Regions from separate parts of the Mus musculus genome. Here region 1 is linked to region 2. The links are chromatin loops, found by intact Hi-C in ENCODE. Cell type or tissue: left cerebral cortex. All regions are shown on one strand.

What was found. Hi-C counts contacts between places; a loop is a spot of excess contacts. Peaks named below come from ENCODE experiments on the same cell type or tissue, not always from the same donor. Only the 100,000 strongest peaks of a DNase experiment are listed, where the experiment ranks them.
Region 1: a loop joins it to region 2, with 2.2 times the contacts of the local background. A loop is called at or near these places in 1 of 42 quality-filtered maps.

Annotation. Positions count from the first base shown.
Region 1 is chr7:30,843,160-30,847,159 of GRCm38, forward strand. No RefSeq gene overlaps it. Among named protein-coding and RNA genes, the nearest start is that of Ffar3, 11 kb to the right of the region's middle. In left cerebral cortex, no CTCF peak of the experiment used is centred here; a DNase peak (open chromatin) is centred at 1,695.
Region 2 is chr7:30,633,251-30,637,250 of GRCm38, forward strand. Etv2 (ets variant 2) reads right to left here and starts at 2,602. Exons shown (of 6, transcript NM_007959.2): 1 at 2,511-2,602; 2 at 2,325-2,411; 3 at 2,058-2,117; 4 at 1,363-1,839; 5 at 739-851; 6 at 366-584. The coding sequence starts at 2,580. The coding sequence ends at 384. In left cerebral cortex, CTCF peaks have their summits at 1,589 (motif pointing right) and 1,789; no DNase peak of the experiment used is centred here.

The DNA.
Region 1 (4,000 bases), 210 kb after region 2:
TCACTGGACCTGATGCCTCTAGTCTCTGTGAGCACTGTACCTATGAACACAACCCCCATTTCCCATAATTAAAAATACATCTTAAAAAACAAAAAACAAAAAAAAAAAAACCAAAAAATCTGAGCCCGGCAGTGGTGGTGCATGTCTTTAATCCCAGCACTTGGGAGGCAGAGGCAGGCAGATTTCTGAGTTTGAGGCCAGCCTGGTCTACAGAGTGAGTTCCAGGGCAGCCTGGGCTACACAGAGAAAAACCAAAACCAACCAATCAATCAAACAAACAAAAACCTGTTTAAAACTCTGACGACTAATAATAATAATAATAATAATAATAATAATAATAATAGTAATAGTAATAATAATAATAACCAAGCATGAGTTCACACCTGTCACCCCAGCATTTAAGATGTAGCGACAGGAGGATCAGATTCAAGGCAATCTTTGGCACAGGGTATGGCTGGCACACACTGCCCTCTACTCTGACCTGTCCAGCCCAGGAGCCAGGCGTCCCCTCCCTCAGAGGCTCTTTCCTATGTAATCTAAACATTTTGGTCTCTCCCAGTTTTTTCTCTCTCCCTATGTGCACAGGCTCACTCTTTCTTTCTCTTTCCCTCCCCTGTGCCTTCCTCCCCAAGGTGACTTCCCTGGCCTTGTTCCTTAGGATCAATGAACCCACCTGAGAGTGACCCCCCCCCATCCCCATAAACCTGTCTTTATATACTCTAATCTGACCTGAGCTGGCTCATTTCACCTGCAGAGACTAATTTATTAGAGACTGTGTCTAAAACAAACAAACAAACATACATACGTCGCAGTATGGTGCTGCATGCCTTTGATCTCATTACTGGGGAGACAGAGGTTCTCAGATCTCTGATTTCAAGGCCAGCCTGTACTAAAAAATGAGATTATAGAGAGAGAGGGAGAGGGAGAGGGAGAGAGAGCGCACGAACTGTTAAACTGTTAGACCTGAGGGGAAAAAACTATTTCCATGACTGTCTGGTTAAAACAAGCTGTATTAAGAACTGGCCAGCCGGCTGCCTCTCCCCAAGTAGAAGTTTCAGAGGGCAGCCCCTCACTGGCTTTTGAGGTCTCTTTATGGTTAAGGGTTAGGGATGATAGAAACCATCTGTTGAGGTAATTGGACAGAAGAGTGGGGGACCCAGAGCTCAAGGCTCCCTGTGGGGCGGGTAAGTGTAGGAAATGCATGGAGTGAAAGGGAGGCAACAATGTATCTAGGAAGACATATTCTCGTAAGATAAAAGGGTAGTCAAATATGCCAGGTTAAGCAAGGTAAGGGGTAGACGTACATCCTGGGGTCACAAGTTCAGCATAGGTTGAGAAATGTGGTTTGCAGGATTCACCAGGCTGAGGAAACAGAAACTCATTCTTATAAGGCGTGGAAACTTAGTAACAAAGTAGGACAACGAGGCTCCTGGTTTGGTTTCCCAAAAGCCAAAAGCAACTCAGGGAACAACAACAAACTCCAATAGTATGAGATGTATGGAAAGAAGAAAGGCCCAGGGAACGCTGGGCTTCCAGAGTTTCAGGAAAACTATCAGCCTAGGCAGGGGATCATCAGCACACTGAAAGATCCCAGTCTTCCCACACAGACGATCTTCACCAAACCCTTGCAAGTCAAATAAGGAAAGGCAATTACAGGAGGAATTGCAAATGACTCCCATACATTATGCAAATGCTTCCTCCTGGGGCTAATATTAGCTGCAAATCAGACCCAGGCCTCCCGTGAAAGCCAGTAGCTCTCTACCACCCTGCTATAACCCAGCTCCCCACCTCTGTCTTTCTCTGGGAGATTAGAATTAGAATAATGAAGAGTAATGGATTTATGGGTCGGCTTGTCTGGGCTATCATGCCTGGCTGTATCCCTGGCGTTTCCATGAGGATATTTTAGAATAAGATTTACACTTAAGAGGTGGTGTGTTGCAGTGTCTCTCATGCAGTCAGTTAAAGGCCTAAAGAAGACAAAAGGCTGGCCTCCTCCAAGGACTTCACCAACAGAAGGCATTGCGCTGTCACCTGCAACTCCAGCTCTTTCTGGTTTGCCCCTGATAACCTTTGCACGCATGCCAGGGAGCATGTGTAAATGCTCCTGGTTCTCTAGAGAGTCCTGACACTGGCAGTTACTTTTAAGTATCAAGTTTAAAAGCTGCTTACTATACAAGATTTTCTCTTGTCAGCAGGGTTGCAGGGGCTTCTCAAACCATGTGGAAAGGGAGGGGCTGATTCTGCCGCAGAAAGATCAATATTTTAAATTCATGCAGCATTTCTAGTTGGAGAATATGGGGGTCTCAAACCTGGGACAAGTGGCTGAGGTGTCTGGTTAGCATATAAAAGTTGACCTGAGCCGGGCGTGGTGACGCTCGCCTTTAATCCCAGCGCTCGGGAGGCAGAGGCAGGTGGATTTCTGAGTTCAAGGCCAGCCTGGTCCAAAAGTGAGTGCCAGGACAGCCAGGGCTATACAGAGAAACCCTGTCTTGAAAAAACAAAACAAAACAAAACAAAACAAAAAAAAAAAGTTGACCTGGCCGCCAGGTTCTCCCAGCATCCCCTGGTCAGTCCCTACCTCTTATAGGGTGTGGCTGACTACACTGGCCCCACCTAAACTTCTCCAGCCCAGGGACTGGGCTACCCTTCCCTTTTCTGGTATAATCCAGCCATTTTGGTTATCTGCCCTTTTTGGTCTACCTTTTACCCTCCTGGTCTCTTGGCTCCACTCTCTTACCTCCTTTTCTCACCTGGCAAAGGGTCATATCCACTCTGGACTCTCTCAGATGCCCCTGCCTCTGGCTACACTCTCCCTCATATCCACAATAAACTTTCTCCTCTACCACACCTAGGAGCAGGCATGTTCTTCCTTTTTTATTTTATTTTATTTTATTTTATTTTATTTTATTTTATTTTGATTTATTTATTTATTTATTTATTTGGTTTTTCGAGACAGGATTTTTCTGTGTAGCCCTGTTCTTCCTTTTTTATTTTATTTTATTTTATTTATTTATTTATTTGGTTTTTCGAGACAGGATTTTTCTGTGTAGCCCTGGCTGTCCTGGAACTCACTTTGTAGACCAGGCTGGCCTCGAACTCAGAAATCCACCTGCCTCTGCCTCCCGAGTGCTGGGATTAAAGGTGTGCGCCTTATTTTATTTATTTTATTTTTTTTATTACGTATTTTCTTCAATTACATTTCCAATGTTATCCCAAAAGTCCCCCATACCCTCCCCCCCCCAATGTTCTTCCTTTTTCATCTCTTCGTTTTTTTCATTCAAAGAGATGGCTCAGAGGTTAAAAGGATCTTAGATTGTCCTCTGATCTCTATGTGTACACACACACACACACACACACACACACACACACACGCACAGAGAGAGAGAGAGAGTACCTGTGTACTACATTGTGAGGCTGTGTCTCGAAACAGTAAAACTAGCAATGGTCCTGGTAGCAAGGGAGGGCCATGGTGGTAAAGAAAGCACCTCTGGGATTGGCAGCTGTAAGCTTCCTCATTCAGTGAGAAGAGTCACAACACACAAATGAGTACACAGAAGTAAATCCCAGTCACAATGCAAGGTGAGATCACATCAAAGAGAAGGGACATTTGAGGTTGGGCAAGGAAGACAACACTACCTCTCCACAGAGGGTCACTCAGGGGTCAAACTGCCAGACCCAAAGCATTGTGGAGACTGTGTGCTTATCATTTGCAGGAAATACAAATGCTGTGTGTTTTCTCTCTTATCTGGAGATCTTAAAAGGGGAGAGATAAGACAGAAAACACTCTGTGTATAGGTTTGAATATGGGGGGGGGGACCAATTCCTTTGTACAATTAGCATATCCTTAAGAAACTAAAGCTGGGGACTAGAGAGATGGCTCAGGGATTAAGCAACCATATGGTGACTTAACAACTGTCTGCAACTCCAGTTCCAGGAGATCCTATGGCCTCCCTGGGCACCTGGCATGCAAGTGAGTGCACAAACATACATGCAGGCAAAA
Region 2 (4,000 bases):
CGGGTCTGGTCCTCCCTCCTGGGTCCTCTTAGAACTAAGGACTAGTTTGTAGTTCTGGTAGGTCTGGAGCCCCTAATTTTACGATTCTCTTGCCTCAGTCTCCTGAATGCTGTGAAATTAGTGACCTGCATCATCACTCATAGTGAAATGGCCTTGATGGTCGTCTTGAAACTAAGGACTAAGGAGCTATGACGTTCAGTCTAGGGACCACGGGAGGGAAACACTCGATCAAAAACAGACAGGGGTCCGGATACCTCAATATGGCTGGAGCATGAAATGTCGGGGTGCACATTTAGGCTCCCTTGACAGGTCGAGTAGGTATCAGTGAAAAAGAAACAGACACCAGACACGCAGGTTCGACAGGGTTGTTTTTGTTTTTTGTTTTATTGGCCTTCTGCACCTGGCAGATGCCCCATATCATCCTGATAGGCGAGGACAGGCACACGTCCCCCGAAGCGGTATGTGTACTTGCGCCCACCACTCTTGAGCACGATGTCGCGGCGGTAATAATAACGTAGACCTCGACTCAGTTTCTCATAATTCATTCCCGGCTTCCTCTTGCGCTCGCCCCACAGCCGGGCCACCTAGGAAACAATCTTGAGGTTAGAGGGACCAGGGTCTTAGCTGCTATGGGCGGGGCGGGTCTCAGTCCTGATGGGCGTGGGGGGTTGTGAGTGGGTGGAGGCGGGGCTGGGAACTAGGTAAGTTGGGCTTGCCCAGCAAGGGGAGCTGTCTCACCTCTTTGGGGTCGCACAGCTGGAACTCGCGGCTATTGCCCGTCCAGCGGATGCAGCTGCTGCGAGCCCCGTCGTGGAGCAGCTCCAGGAGGAATTGCCACAGCTGAATGGGACCTGACAGAGAGAGAGAGAGAGAGAGAGAGAGAGAGAGAGAGAGGTGAACGCCAGGCTTCTCAGACCCAAAACACTGCGACGAACCTAAGAGTCGGGGAGCCTTCACTTTGAAGGCCAAAAGGTTCAGGTTCTCGCGATTTAGGACCCAGGAGTCCAGCTCTGTTCCTCATCGGGAGTCTGTGAGTTTGGATCCCTCCATAGTAGAGACCCAAGAACCAGTTTCAGGAACTCCTGACAGCTTGAGCCACATTAGCCTCCCCACCTCGAAGACCCAGGAGTCCGAATGCTCTTCTTTCCTCTCACATAACCTAGGGGCCTTTTAAAATGTTGGTCCCTAGAAAGTCAGTTCCGTCCTCTCACCCGTTCCCTCTTCTGATACAAAACCCCTGTCCTCTAGTTGCCTGTTTCCCGGATCCCTCCTCCTTTAGTTACCCAGACCCCTCCCCCAAGGTATCCAGGCCCAGTCCTAATCCGTTTTGCTTTACCTCTTCTGCAGTTTGCAGCCTCTTACCTCGGTGGTTAGTTTTGGAGTAGCGAGTCAATGTGGCTCTATCAGACTGCTTGTTCGATTTGGAGGGCGTGGTGAATGCTGGACTCTGGTGCCCCTCGAAAGGGATGCTGCAGTCCTGCAGCCCAGTATTCCACGTGGTGGTGTAGTCCGAACCGGCAGACCCGCCCCATGACATTTTATAGTCCTCATGCGCTTCCCCGCCCAGGCCATTGTCCCAGTAGGTGGCGCCACTGGGGCCCACAGAACAGTCCCAGCTGGTAGTGCTCCAGGCAGCTGGAGGGTGCGACCACGAGGGGACCCCTCCTGCCGAGGTGGCAGGATTCTGGCCGGTCGCCCCTTCAAAGCCGACGAAGGGGGAGGGGCTCGTGCCAGGAGGGGCAGGGCCTGGCGTCTGTGAAGCACAGCTCCACGGGTCCGAGGTGTTGCATCCCAGGTCTGTCCAGTCTCGCGACCACGGAAGGGGGTGAGCAACGGGCTCTGCGAGGAAGACAGACCTTAAACAAGGGAAGCCCAGGAGTCCTGGTCTCCCGCACCCTTGGGAATTTTAGGGGAGTTTTGGCGCCTCATATGGCCTTGAAAATGTAGCTGTCCCCAGTCTTAGTTCTGGTCCTCTTGTATACTAGGGGGTCTGAACTCAGCTCTAGTGTGTCAGGACCCTAGTTCCTCTCTTTCCATCTCCATTTTCTACCACTCACCCGCCTGGAAAGGTACGTCTTCGTGAGGTAAAGCGGGGTTCCAGTCCAGCTCTGGGAACCCTATGTTGGACAAGAGAGCTGAGTTTAGGAAAGATGTGGGCAATGACTTAGGGACCTCAGCCATCCACTCACACCTCCTTCAATTTCGATTCCAAACATGTTACTTCCTTCCCGCTCAGCACCCTCGCTCCTTCTAAAAAGCCCAGGATCTCCCATTCCTCCCCCTCCCTCCCCCCCAGCACACAGGGGTTCAAGCCCAGCAACCACCTTTCCAGCAGCCTTCTACGTTCATTGGTGTGATCGGTGTGTCCTCTTGTAGAGCCACTTCAGGGAAATAGAAACCAAATTCCGCTCCTTCTGCAGGCAACAAGGATGTTAAGTCCCGGCTAGGTGTCAAGGGGCCCGCATCCTTGGAGCCTTGCATACACTTTGTCCCAAGCCACAGCAGCTTACCCAGTCCTGTCAGCTTGTCCCCAGGAGGCACTTCCTGCAGTGACGCCTCATCCCAGTTCCACAGGTCCATGGATGCTTGTTCTGACGGTTCTGGTTGAGAAAGGAAAGTTCTAAGGGTAATGGACAAGATGGTGACATTTAGGGACCCAAGAATCTGCAACCCTTGTTTCCCTCAGACCCAGAGTAGACGTCTGCAACCTCCTTCCCCAGGAAAAGGAATATTGGTTTCCAGTTCCTTCACCCTCTCTTAGACGCTTAAATCCAGGTTCCCTGCATCTTGGTGTTCCCCTGTCCTTCCTAGTTCAGACACCCAGGCATTCAGTCCCCAGTTCGTGGCTCACCTCTGGCAGGTTCCTTCTCTCCTAGCCAGGGGGGTTTCAGCCCCATTTCATACCATGCACCCTTCCCGGGGGGCCTGATAGGGGAGGGGGAATTTTCCGAGACGTCAGAGCTGGGGGTCGCAGCCTGGGTCAAGTTGCAGGGATGGGGGCGTGGTCAAGCTGCACCCCCTGCTTTAGGGATGCGCACGGGTCCCTGGAACGGTCCCTTTTCGGGGACGAATTGGGCTTGGAAAAGAACTTGGGGAGCAGGGGCAGGGCAGGAATGGGGGTGCTGAGGTCTAAGGGGTGCTTACGGGGTAGTGGGGATGGGGTGAGGGGCTTGGACAGGTTCCCCATCTTGAGGATTTGGTGGTGTGACATGAAAAGTGGTGGGGGAGGAGGGTCTGGGGTCAGCTGGGCAGCTCTGGGCTTATCTGCAACAGGAAGAGGGATTTCCGGCCAGATGCCCCCTTTCCCTAGCATCAGCCTACGTCACAATCGGCAGGGTGACAGACAGCCAGATCAGGGTGGGGTGGAGGAGAATCCAACCCCGAATCCCTTACCAGGCACAGGGAGGGTGTCCTGGAGCTACTACCGAATAATGGCAACCATAATCAAAATAACATCGTTATGGACGATAATAATAGTAACCACTGACGTTAAATGAGGGTCTTCTGGGTCCGAGAAGTCGTGACAACGGGCCTTCATTTAATCTTCATAAGGGGGGAATTTATGGAGGGGGAAATTGAGGCATGTTTTCTCCCATTTCTTTTTCTGTCTGGGCTTTCTGGGCTATAGCAGTCCCGAACCATTGGAGAATTTCGAGTATGAACTGAATGTGAGTTATTGCATGAAATAATTTTATGTGTGCAGTGATAGGTTAGAAAATGGAGTCATTTAGAAATGAAGAGTTTTGTTTGAAGCTTACTTCAACTGATTCAGAAAAGAATCACATGCATAATGTGCAAAAGTATGCAAACAATATTTGGGATATAGCGACACCAAAAAGTATTTGCTTGTTAAACTAAAACTTAGTAACTAGGCATCCTGTTATTTTGGTTCTTTGTTTTGTTTTAATTTGCTAAGTCTTGTCGAACCTTGGCTTCAGTAACTTGGCCTCAGACAATGCTGTGTTCATTTTTTCTAAGTACTTGCTTAGTAAATATTAAT